2 separate regions of the Homo sapiens genome follow, and region 1 is linked to region 2. The links are chromatin contacts, found by Hi-C or POLR2A ChIA-PET in ENCODE. All regions are on one chromosome and are shown on one strand. Each heading gives the region's core, a stretch centred on a gene start or an enhancer-like site at or near the end of the contact. The rest is flanking DNA. Distances are from core to core; before and after follow the strand shown.

Evidence for each region. A loop is a pair of places that touch in the nucleus more often than their neighbours do. ChIA-PET counts read pairs that join two places held with the same protein, here RNA polymerase II (POLR2A). Pooled maps may share reads with other maps.
Region 1: a loop to region 2 is called in a map of CD4-positive, alpha-beta memory T cell, with 14 times the contacts of the local background. The contact joins the promoter of SRRM3 here to the enhancer-like site in region 2. A Hi-C loop is called at or near these places in 6 of 168 maps with a recorded cell type or tissue (CD4-positive, alpha-beta memory T cell, breast epithelium, chondrocyte and 3 more), 5 of 37 single-sample maps with no recorded cell type and 12 of 50 pooled maps. POLR2A ChIA-PET finds 5 or more read pairs at or near these places in 11 of 52 experiments (A673, BJ, HEK293 and 6 more).

Annotation. Positions count from the first base shown.
Region 1 is chr7:76,200,646-76,207,207 of GRCh38, forward strand. SRRM3 (serine/arginine repetitive matrix 3) reads left to right here and starts at 1,251. Exons shown (of 15, transcript NM_001110199.3): 1 at 1,251-1,422. RefSeq lists a silencer at 1,098-1,337.
Region 2 is chr7:76,166,037-76,172,300 of GRCh38, forward strand. No RefSeq gene overlaps it. Among named protein-coding and RNA genes, the nearest start is that of SRRM3, 33 kb to the right of the region's middle. Within about 2 kb of position 1,320, at least 2 of the 41 ENCODE cell types and tissues checked have a DNase peak (open chromatin) inside an H3K27ac peak, as active enhancers do; they include dorsolateral prefrontal cortex, where a contact is called at or near this core.

The DNA.
Region 1 (6,562 bases), core at 1-2,500, 35 kb after region 2:
TGTTGTTTTTGTTTTTTTGTTTTGTTTTTGTTTTTGAGACAAATTGAGGCTCTGTCACCTAGGATGGAGTGCAATGGAGCAATCTTGGTTCACTGCAACCTTCGCTTCTCAGGCTCAAGCCTTCCTCCCACTTCAGCCTCCCAAGTAGCTGGGACCACAGGTGCATGCATGCCACCACATCTGGCAAATTTTTGTATTTTTCATAGAGACAGGGTTTCCTCATGTTGGCCTGGCTGGTCTCAAACTCCTGAGCTCAGTGATTTCCCACCTCAGCCTCCTAAAATGTTAGGATTACAGATGTGAGCCACTGCATCCAGCCAAAATTTTAAAATTTAAAAAAATAATTTAAAATCTCCTGTCTCCATTAGGATGTCTCTCACACTACACCCTCCTTTTTTTTTTTTTAAATTTTTGAGATGGTGTCAAAAAATGACAGCCTCTGTCATTCAGGCTGGAGTGCAGTGGCGCCACCATAGGTCACTGCAGCCTCAAATTCCTGGGCTCCAGCGATCCTCCCACCTCACCTCCCTGGTGCCTTTTATTTTATTTTATTTTATTTTATTTTTGACCCTAAGTCTTGCTCTTGTCGCCCAGTCTGGAGTGCAATGGTGCGATCTTGGCTCACTGCAACTCCGCCTCCCAGATTCAAGCGATTCTCCTGCCTCAGCCTCCCAAGTAGCTGAGTAGTTGGGATTACAGGTGCCTGCGACCACGCCTGGCTAATTTTTGTATTTTTAGTAGAGACTGGGTTTCACCATGTTGGCCAGGCTGGTCTCGAATTCCTGGCCTCAAGTGATCCTCCCGCCTCAGTCTCCCAAAGTGCTGGGATTATAGGCGTGAGCCACCGCGCCCAGCCCCTGGTGCCTTCTTTAACACTGGGTGGGAAGAGAGTGTCCTGGCGAGGCCTCTGCACACCGACTGCATTTCCCAGATCCAAACTAATAACCTCCCTTGCCCCAGGCGCCTTCCAGGGCTGACATGCCTCCTCTCGCAAGTGGGGGAAACAGATGTCCCCGGGGGCTGGGGATAGGGGCGGGGGTGTGGGGAGGTGAGGGGCGAGGGGAAGGGGGGGAGGGGGGCGAAGGGGGCGGGGAGGAGGGGGAGCCGGCCGGGAGACGGCCCGGCCCAGCCGCCCGGGCTGTTGCCTCCGCTGCGGGCGTTCCTCCAGGCCTGCGGAGGGCGCTGCGGGCGCGGGGCTGGGCCGCTCTGGCTGGCGGGCGAGCAGAGAGGCGCCTCGGTGGCGGTGCGCTGTCCAGCATTTCAGCAAGCGGCGGCAGCACCCGCGGGGAGGCAGAGGGTGCGGGGCCGTGGGGGCCGCGGAGCTGCCCTGCCCAACTCAGCCCAGACTAGGCGGCAGCCCGGACCGGCGGGACCCGAGGGCCTGGCCCCAGCGCCCGGTAGATCGCGGCGGTCAGCGGTGAGGTGAGAGCGCCTGTGGGGCGGGGGCATATCCCCGAGGGGCTGGGGCTGGGTGGAAGCTCGGGCCTCCCCAGCACCCCCGTGGTCTGCAGGCTCCCCCGAGCAGAGGGGCAGTGTGGGAGGTCGGCGAGGGCGTCTGTCCGGGGGTGCCAGGCGCCCGGGGAGCAGAGATGAGGAACATTCATTTCACTGAGAGGGATGGAGACAGTGGAGACCTTTGGGGTCATGGGCAGGACTCCCCTGGGCATAAATGACCATGGCCTAGTCCATGAGGGTGCCAGGGAGGCCCCCCAACCGCAGTCCCACTGAGGAGAAGGACCTGCTCCCCAGGGAAGGGAGGACCGATGCAGTAACCCTGTGGAGATGCTGGTCACTGGCCCTGGTGAAGGGAGCAGGCCCCCACCTGGATGCTGGGCCTCTGTCCAGCAGGAGGTGCCGGCCCAGGGGACAGCCTGGCCCCTTTCCCGGCTACCCAAATGCCCCTAGGGAGGCAGGAGCTGGCAAGGAGAACTGGGTCTCACAGGATGGCATTTACTCTTGCACTGGGAAGAGGATGGAGGACACAGAAGAGAAAATAGCTACTAGGAATTTGGGAGGGGGTTCTCTGTGCACACCCCCCACCCCAACCACGGACGCCCAGAGAGAGTTTCTAGCCCAGAGTTAGACCTGCGCCAGAGTGAATTCCTGGTAAAGAAGAGAGCTGAGAAAAGACGCAGCCTCTGCCTTGCCTCCGCCTCCCCCTCCCTCCCAGGGCTCCTGCCTGGACAGTGTTGAAGCCTCCTGCAGTTCCTACTCCTGACAGCAGATCCATTGTGGGGAGAGATTTAGTGGGAGGAAGGGAAGGTTGTACCAAGGTCTGACGTGGTACTTCAATGCCTGTGCCCTATCCCAGCCATAACTTCTCGCTGTCCTAAGACCTCACTCACCCTAGCATCGGGGGCTTGAGCTGGTCTTTTGTCCCATGGCAAGAGAAAAGGCAGGTGCTGGGCTTTGACGGAGAGACGTGCACAAGTTCCTCTGTCCAGGGAGCATCTTAAGGTCATGGCCCCAGTTTGTGCCAGCTTCTTCCTCAGTCAAAAATAGGACCCAGCTGGCTAGGAAATTGTTCCCACACAGCAGTAGCTTTCTGGTTCCTTAACTTTATGCCCCATCCCACTCTCCTGTGGGGTGGAGGAGGTATTCTTGAAGACTGACTAAAGAGTCAACTGGGTTTTAAGAGGTAGGGGTATGTGGGTTGGGAGTCATGGACTCTGATGTCAGAAAGACATGGGATCAAATCTAGGTTATGTGACCTCAGGTAAGCCATTGACCTTTCTGAGTCTGTTTTCAATCTGTAAAACAGGTGTAGTGTTAGCAATGTCTACTTTGCTGTTGAAAGAAATAATCTGGATAAGGAGATGGGAGACTACTTTTACGGTATAAAATGCTGGGTGAGTGTTAGTAAATAGGAGACAAGTAAGAATTTCTTAAAGAAGAGCTGGATAAATGTGGAATAGTGTTCAGTGATATTTGAAGCACATTTTTCTGTTCCCAGAGGAGATGAACAGTGGTTGAGAGCCTCATGCCCAGCTCCATGCTGGGCACAATGCAACGGTTGACTCAGCTAATCCTCACAGAAGCTTCATGAGGAAGGCATCATTGTCCCTATTTCATAGCTGAGAAATGAAGCTTGAGTGACTTTCCCAAGGTCATGAAGCCACTCGCGCTGTCCTCCTGGAGGCAGGAGAGTTACTGATGACCTGTCCCATCCTCTGAGTATCAAGGCCCAGTTCAATGCCAGTGTCTTGATTTATGATGCCAGCTTTACAGGTGGGGAGCCTGAGGCAGGTGGGTGAGGGCATACAGTGCAGTAAGGAGGTGACTCCCACAAGGTCACTGGGATACTTAGAGGTAGAATGTGCCTTGAACCGGCCAGCGGGGTGCCTCTACCCCGTCACACCTGCCAAAGGGGGGGTCTGGGTCTGACAGTCCCATCTGCTCACTGCTGCACCCGTTCTGCACCTCCTCTGCCTCCCAACCTCTTGCTGACCTCTGCCAGCCAGTGACTGCTCCTTCCTTTCTTAGTGGTTCACCCTCACCTCCTGAGATGGTCCATGGCCAGGAGCAGCTACTAGCGCTGCTGGGGTCAGCCTCCCTTCCTGACTTTTCTCCCTCCTCTGCCCATATTTTATTGTCCCCCAGGGACAAAATCATAGCTCTTCCTGTCTCAGAAGCCTTCCAGGGGCACCAATGGGGAGGTTAGAGAAGCCCAGCCCCTCTTTCTTCACTCCTACACATACACTGAGCCTCTGCCCATGGTCCTGTAACTTCGTATACATGATCTCATCTCATCCTCACATAACCTGGACCCAAAGGTGCTGCTGTCTCCCTTTCACATAGGAGAAAAACAAGGCCTGAAGGTGTGATGGGACTTTCCCAAAGTCACAGAGCAAGGTCTTGGTGCAACCCAACCCCACTGCCTCAGGACCCCAGGATGACTTCCACAACACCACTCTGCCCCCGATTCTCCAGGCTCCCCAGGGCGAGAATCAATCCAGGCACTGTAGGCCAGTGAGTGTTGGAGAGGTGGGTGGCACATGGTGAAGGCAACTGAAGGACTCTTGAACATGAGTCCAAGGACCTTCTTTCTGGCCCTATCTCTGATCCTGGCTCCCTGTATGACCTTGAAGGGGTCCCTTCCCACCTCTTGGCCTCAGTGTCCCCAACCCTAAAATGATGGGGTTTAATGCCAGGTGCAGTGGCTCACACTTGTAATCCTAACACTTTGGGAGGCCAAGGCAGGAGGATCCCTTGAGGCCTGGAGTTCAAGACCAGCCTGGGCAACATAGTGAGACCCCATCTCTACAAAAAATTATAAAAAGAAAGCTATTCTCCTCTGAACATCGCTTCTCCCAGCTCCTTTCTCCTCACTCAGCCTCCTGCCCCTCAGTGAGTTCCCCCTCTTGATCCCCTCTCTCCTCATTGAACCCTCCCCCATCTCTGATCCGCTCCCCTCCGCAACTCCTTCACTGAGCCAAGGTGTTGGAACTGAGAAGGAAATTCACCTCCATTTCTTGCAGTCCCTCCCATTCAGCCTAGACTCATTTCCACACTGACCCAGCGCCTCTGCAGGGCTTGCCTCCTTTCTCTCTCTCTCTCTCTCTCTTTTGTTTTGTTTTCTTTTGAGACAGAGTCTCTCTCTGTCACCCAGGCTGGAGTGCAGTGGTGCAATCTCAGCTCACTGCAACCTCTGCCTCCTGGGTTCAAATGATTCTCCTGCCTCAGCCTCCCAAGTAGCTGGGACTACAGGCATGTGCCACCACACCTGGCTAATTTTTATATTTTTAGTAGAGATGGGGTTTTGTGATGTTGGCCAAGCTGCTCTCAATCTCCTGACCTCAGGTGATCCGCCTGCCTCAGCCTCCCCAAGTGTTAGGATTACAGGCGTAAGCCACCACGCCCAGCCATGCCTCCTCTCTTTACAACACCAGCTGCAAACTCTCCTATTTTCCCCAAAATTCCATGAATAAGCCTCAATCACCTCACCTCTGTTGCTTCCCTAGTCCCATGCCTGTGGTCCTTGGGGGCCTCCTGGGCTCTGGTGAACAACCCTGAGAGGGTGTGGAAGGCATCTTCAGTGTCCCTGCAGCTCACCTCAAATTCTGGGCCAGAAAGGACTCTAACCTTGGTTCAGCCAAAGAGTCCTGGGATCTGTAGATGGGCCACTGGGCCTGTCTAAGCCCTATTTTCCCCCTTTAATTAAGACCCAAGTCTGTAAGTGACTTGGGACAGGTGAATTTGAAATCTCAGCTCCAATAAATCAAAGCTTGAAACACTGGAGGTGACTTCAACCTCTAATGATGGAACTGCAGGCTTCCTGACATACAGATTTATAGGACAGAGATATGTTTAAATCTTGGGACTGACAGGGCCTTCGTGGGTGGGGGGTCATCTGGTCAAAACCCATTTTTTAAATTTTTTTGAGAGAGGGGCTCAATCTGTTGCTCAGGCTGGAGTGCAGTGGCACAATCACGGCTCACTGCAGCCTTGACCTCCTGGAATCTAGTGATCCTCCCGCCTCAGCCTCCCGAATAGCTAGGACTGCAGGCATGTACCACCACACCAAGCAATTATTATTATTTCTTTTAGAGATGGGGTCTCACTATGTTGCTTCAGCTTCCAAAAGTGCTAGAATGTGGCGTGAGCCACCACATCCATGCAAGAACAGCTTTTGATGAATGGAGAAGAGTCGGATGAGGGGAAGGGAAGGGAAGGTGTTTGGGGGGCAGAGTGAGGGAGAGTGGGTTCAGAGAGGAGAAAGGGATTGGAGAGAGAGAGAGAGAGAGCAGGAGGAGTGGGATGCCCAGGAGAACAGAGGGGATTATGACAGGGAAGGGCTTGTTACCAAAAATTACAGACCCAGCCTGGCCCAGCCTAGGCCTTCACTGTGGCTTAGCACCTGCTGATACCTCTGGGGTGCTGTCCCTCTGCCCTCTTCTGGGTCATGAGCGCAGGAGGGCGACATCTCCATCCTGGAGGCTCAGCCCTGTTGGCCCCATGTCATCTAGAATAGGGCTCTCAGAGGGCCTGGGTGGGTGAGCCGGGTTCAGGCTGCCTCACTGACTGTTAGCCTAGAAGACAGGCCCCTGGGGCCATGTGTACATTGGCTCCAGAGCAGTCCTCGCCCCCCAAGGACTCCTTCAGAGCCTAAAGCCTCTGGCCTGTCCTTCTGCAGCGCTGCTTCCTCGGCAGCCAGCCTGGCCTCAGCCTCCTGCCGCCCCCGCCCTGGCCTCCTGCCCACTGCAGAGGCTGCTGTGCCGGCGGAAGCTGACGGACGGTGCCACGGCTCCCTTAGCATCCTGCCAGGGCCTCTGAGGGCTGTGAGGAGGCCTGACCCATTTACTCAGACCCCAGGGTCCAGGCGACTTCCTCAGCTGAGCCCCCTCCTAGTCCAGCACTCCCTCCCCACCACCATTTCCCAGGACTTCCCAGGACAGAGACAGGTAAAAGCAAGTTGTACAGAATCGTTCTGATTGTAAGAATGGCGTATCTTCAGCCTAGGCGGCATAGCAAGACCTCGGCTCACTAAAAAAAAATAAAAATAAAAAATTAGCCATGTGTGGTGGCACGTGCCTGTAGTCCCAGCTACTTGGGAGGCTGAGGT
Region 2 (6,264 bases), core at 70-2,569:
GATCGGAATGCCTCGGGCACACAAAATGTTGGAATTACAGGCGTGAGCCAACGCGCCCGGCCAGCCCTATTTATTTAAGCCTATACATTTTGCACTTGTTAAAAGTATTTGAACATACAATTACCATGTTTTCTTTAAGCGGTCCCTCCCTGTTGCACACTTGGATAGTTTATTTTTTTAGACAAGGTTTACTTCAGTCTCGCAGGATAGAGTGCTGTGATGGGATCATAGCTCATTGCAGCCTTGAACCTTGGGGTTCAAGTATCTGGGAAGCTGAGGAGGGACTACAGAGATGGAGTCGCGCCATGTTGCCCAGGCCGCTCTTTAACTCCTGGCCTGAAGGGATCCTTCCGCCTCGGCGGAGCCCGGACATAGTTTTCTAGTTTTGACCCACAGAAACACTGTGCTGGGTCGGAGTTTGTCAACTACCCTTCTCCAGCCAGCAACACACAGAACATGGCGGGGAAGTCACGGTCACCAGGCTCCAAACCGAGGAGAAAACAGCCCAGCTCCAGGCACTGTAGCGTCACTGTGACATCGCCGAAGGCCGGCGCTATTACGTCGCCGGAAGGCCCGCGCCTGTGACGTCAGCGGAGGCGCGCCCCTTCTGTAGAACCAATCGGAACTCGAGGCGCGGCGGCTGGGTATTCCAGGAGAGCGCATGCGCAGACGCGTGGCCACAGACTGCCGGTCAGTGTCAGTAGGCGGCGGGTTAGTGTCCGCAGGCTCCGACTCGGCCGCCGACACCAATAAGCTACAAGGACGAGCTTTACCACTGCCTGTACTACTGCTACCTGCGCGACTTCCCAGCCTGCGGCGTAGGGCGCAGCAAGGGCCTGACGCTGAGCGAGTAGGCGCTGCGCACCAAGCGGCTGTGGCCCGGAGGGCACTGTCGGGCAGAAGCTCCTCAGTGGCCACCACAAGCCCGCTAGCTCCGGCTACAGCCCTTGCCGCACACTCGCGTCACCTGAGCCTGTGTAGGTGCGCCCCCCCAACTCCTCCCCCAGCCAGGTCCCGGGGACACCGGCAGCGTCCCCCACCGCCCGGCGCCGCTCATTCTGGGCAGGATCGGCCCCGTCTGAGGCTACACCGCATTAGGGAGCTGCACCCCTCGGCTTGACCTCTCATGGCCTTTGCAACAACATCAAAGCCTTTGGAACTTTGTAGGGGGTACGAGGGGCTAGGAAACCAAGAAAACATCTCTTTAAAAATATAAGCGATCGGGCCGGGCACGGTGGCTCACGCCTTTAATCCCAGCACTTTGGGAGGCCGAGACAGGTGGATCACGAGGTCGGAAATTCAAGACCATCCTGGCCAGCATGGTGAATGCCGTCTATACTAAAAATAAAAAATTAGCCGGGCGTGGTGGCGGGCACATGTAATACCAGCTATTCGGGAGGCTGAGGCAGAGGCAGAGAATTGCTTGAACCCGGGGGGCGGCGGCTGCAGTGAGCCGAGATCGCGCCACTGCACTCCAGCCTGGGCGACAGACCGAGACTCCAACTAAAAAAAAAAAAATATATATATATATATATATATATATATATATATATTTGGAGCCCGGGAGGTTGAGGTTACCGTGAGCTGAGATTACGCCACTGCACTTCAGCCTGGGTGACAGAGGGAGACCATGTCTCTAAAAAAAATTACATGTGAGTGAGAGCTTTTCTTCCAGTGCTCATGCTCAGACTGAAGAAAGTAATTGGGCCGGCCTGGTAACTCACGCCCTTAATCCTAGCACTTTGGGAGGCCGAGGTGGGCAGATCCCTTGAGCTCAGGCGTTCCAGACTAGCTTGAGCAACATGGTGAAATTCGGTCTCTACAAAAATACAAAAAATTAGCTGGGCGTCGTGGTGGGCGCCTGTAGTCCCAGCTACTCAGGAGGCTGAGGCAGGAGAATGGTGTGAACCCGGGAGGCAGAGCTTGCAGTGAGCCGAGATCGCGCCATTGCACTCCAGCCTGGGCGACAGAGTGAGACTCCATCTCAAAAAAAAGAAAATGGAAACTTTTGCCAGTGATTCCCTTCCTTCAAACTAATGATAAGGAAATGACGCTGTTCTGTTTTGTTTTCTTTTTGCATGTTTTTTTTTCTTTTTTGAGAGAGGGTCTTGCTCTGTTGCCCAGGCTGGAGTGAGGTGGCGCAATCATGGCTCACTGCAGCCTCGACCTCCCAGACTCAAGCAATCCTTTCCCCAGCCTCCCAAGTAGCTGAGACTGCAGGTGTTTACTACCACAGTTGGCTAATTTTTGTATTTTTTGTAGAGACAGGGTTTCACCATGTTGCCCAGGGTGGTCTCAAACTCCTGGGCTCAGCTATCCTCTACCCTCGGCCTCCCAAAGTGCTGGGATTACAGGCGTGAGCCACTGTACCTGGCTGATGCTGTTCTTTTCAAATGCATATTTACTTTTTTTTTTTTTTTTTTTTTTTTTGAGATGGAGTCTCACTCTGTCTCCCCAGCTGGAGTGCAGTGGTGCAATCTTGGCTCACTGCAGCCTGGTCTTGAACTCCTGACCTCAGATGATCCACATGCCTTGGCATCCCAAATTGCTGGGATTACAGGTGTGATCCACCACACGTGACGATTTTGCTCATTTTAGATACTAGAACTTGTTAATTAAAAAAATATATATATTTTTTGAGCTGGAGTGCAGTGGCATGATCTCGGCTCACTGCCACCTCCGCCTCCTGGGTTCAAGTGATTCTCCTGCCTCAGCCTCTCGAGTAGCTGGGACTACAGGCACATGCCACCATGCCCAGCTAATTTTTGTATTTTTAGTAGAGACAGGGTTTCGCCATGTTGGCCAGGATGGTCTTGATCTCTTGACCTCATGATCCACCTGCCTCGGCCTCCCAAAATGCATGAGCCACTGCGCCCAGCCAAAAAAAAATTTTTTTTTGAGGCAAAATCTCACTCTGTCATGCAGGCTGGAGTACAGTGGCACAGTCACAGCTCACTGCAGCCTCGACTTCCTTGACTCAGGTGATTCTCCCACCATAGTCTCCAAGTATCTGGGACTACAGGTACACGCCAGCACACCTGGCTAATTTTTGTTTGTTTGTTTGTTTTTTGAGATAGAGTCTCACTCTGTTGCCCAGGCTAGAGTGCAGTGGCGTGACCTCGGCTCACTGCAAGCTCTGCCTCCTGGGTTCATGCCATTCTCCTGCCTCCACCTCCTGAGTAGCTGGGACTACAGGTGCCTGTCACCACGTCTGGCTAAATTTTTTGTATTTTTAATAGAGACAGGGTTTCACCGTATTAGCCAGGATGGTCTTGATCTCCTGACCTCATGATCTGCCCGCCTCAGCCTCCCAAAGTCCTGGGATTACAGGCATGAGCCACCGCGTCCAGCCCACACCCAGCTAATTTTTTTTTTTGTATTTTGTAGAGAAGGTGTTTTGCCATATTGCCCAGGCTGGTCTCAAACTCCTGGGCTTCAAGCGATCTTCCAGCCTCAGCCTCCTGAAGTGCTAGGATTACAGGCATGAGTCACTGCTCCCAGCCTTTTTAATTCAATTTAAATTATAAATGTGATCGCTATAGAAAATATGTGTATTATTTATCTGCTGCTATGTAACAAATTACTCCAGACCTAGTGGCTTAAAATAAATACTTAGGGCCAGGCACAGTGGCTCATGCCTGTAATCCCAATACTTTGGGAGGCCGAGGTGGGCAGATGGCTTGAGTCCAGCAGTTTAAGATCAGCCTGGGCAACATAGTAAGACTCCATCCCTACAGAAAATGCAAACATTAGCCAGGCGTGGTGGTGCACACCTGTGGTCCCAGCTACTCAGGAGGCTGATGGGGGAGAATCACTTGAGCCCGGGAGGAAGAGGTTACAGTGAGCCAAGATCACAACACCGCACTCCAGCCTGGGTGACAGAGTGAGACTCTGTCTCAAAAATAAATAAATAAATAAATAAATAAATAAATAAATAAAATACTTACTTAGGATCTCCATTTCTGTGGGTCAGGAATTCAGGAGTGGCATAGCTGGGTCATTTGGGCTCAGGGTGTCTCATGACATTGCACTCAAGCTGTCCACTGAGACTGCAGTCACCTAAAGCCTGTTTCCAAGATGGCTCCCTCATGTGACTGCTGACAGGAGGCCTCAGTTCCTGTTACATGAGCCTCTCTACAGGCTGCTTAGGTGTCATGGTGTGACAGCTGGCTTTCCCAAGTGAGTAATCAAAGAGTGAGCAAGGAGGAAGCCACAGTACCTTTTATGATGTAGTTTGCAAAGTTGCAAGCCATCACTTTTGCTTTTTCCTATCTGTCAGAAGGGAATCACGTAACCCAGCTCACATTCAAGGGGATAGGGACTGGGCTCTGCCGTTGAAGAGGGTATCAGAGAATTTGGGCACATATTTTAAATGACCATACTATGTTTAATTATTGCAAGTACGGTCACTGTAGAAAAATTGGAAAATAGGGACAAGCAAAAAAAAAAGTCACTTGTAATTCCATGAATCAATGGATAACATTACTAGTTGGGTGTATATAATTCCAATATTCAAAATATATATTTTCTCAAAATATAAACACACTATATATACTGTCGTGTAATCTGCTCTTTCACCTAATGTATTGACTATATTATAAAAAATACCTTTCATTTTCATGTCAAATATTCTTTCCTTTTTTTTTTTTTGAGACGGAGCTTCATTCTTGTCACCCAGGCTAGAGTGCACTGGTGCGATCTCTGCTCACTGCAACCTCTGCCTCACGAGTTGAAGCGATTCTGCTGCCTCAGCCTCCCTAGTAGCTGGGATTACAAGCATGAGCCACCATGTCGAGCTAATTTTTTTTTTTTTTTGAGACGGAGTCACTCTGTCACCCAGGCTGGAGTGCAGAGGTGCAATCTCGGCTCACTGCAAGCTCTGCCTCCTGGGTTCATGCCATTCTCCTGCCTCAGCCTCCCGAGTAACTGGGACTACAGGTGCCCGCCACTACACCTGGCTAATTTTTTGTATTTTTTAGTAAAGACAGGGTTTCACCGTGTTAGCCAGGATGGTCTTGATCTCCTGACCTCATGATCCACCCGCCTCGGCCTCCCAAAGTGCTGGGATTACAGGTGTGAGCCACCAAGCCCGGCCGAGCTAATTTTTTTTGTATTTTTAGTAGAGACAGGGTTTCACCATGTTACTAGGCTAGTCTCAGACTCTTGACCTCAAGTGATCACCCACCTTGGCCTCCTGAAGTGCTGGAATTACAGGCGTGAGCCAACGCTCCCGGCCTAAATGTTTTTTCTTTATTTATTTGAAGAAGTTCTTTATATGTGAAGCTCATTAACCTTTTACCTGCCACGTGGAGTGTGTCATTTGTCTTGTTTTTGATTTTAAAAAACTATTCATTCCTAGATGGGCATTACCCTTATTAAACAACGAATAGAATATGTGATATCCAATGATACATTTAAGACAAGACAACCAATATCTTGATGTACATAAAGACAAACTTCAGAAGACAAATATTAAATGTTTTAACATACATTTGAATAAACTTTACTTACAAATTATTTAACTGGAAAAGGAATTTGTGTTCAAAAAATGTTTTCACTGATGGAAAAATAAATCTAACAAAACCAATATGTGAAAACATTGATTTACAAAGCCAAAATATATTATATCTTAGTTTCATTTCCTATATACCCTCAATGAGGTCTCCTCTTTTTTTTTTTTTTTAACGGAGACAGAGGTCTCACTATGTTGTCCAGGATGGTCTTGAACTCCTGGCCTCAAGTGATCCTCCTGCCTCGGCCTCCCAAAGGACTGGGATAACAGGGCTGAGCCACTGTGCCTGGCTGAGGTTCTCATTAAAAGAAAATAGGCTAGGCGCGGTGGCTCACACCTGTAATCCCAGCACTTTGGGAGGCCGAGGCGGGCGGATCACGAGGTCAAGAGATCCAGACCGTCTTGGCCAACGTGGTGAAACTCCGCCTCTACTAAAAATACAAAAAGTAGCCTGGCGTGGTGGCAGGCGTCTGTAGTTCCAGCTACTCGGGAGGCTGAGGCAGGAGAATGGCGTGAACCCGGGAGGCAGAGCTTGCAGTGAGCCGAGATTGTGCCACCGCACTCCAGCCTGGATGACAGAATGAGACTTTGTCTCAAAAATAAAAAAAAAAGAAAATAAAGGCCAGGAGCGGTGGCTTATACCTGTAATCCCAGCTCTTTGGGAGTCTGAGGTGGGTGGATCACCTGAGTTCAGGAGTTTGAGACCAGCCTGACCAACATGGTGAAACCCCATCTCTACTAAAAATACAAGA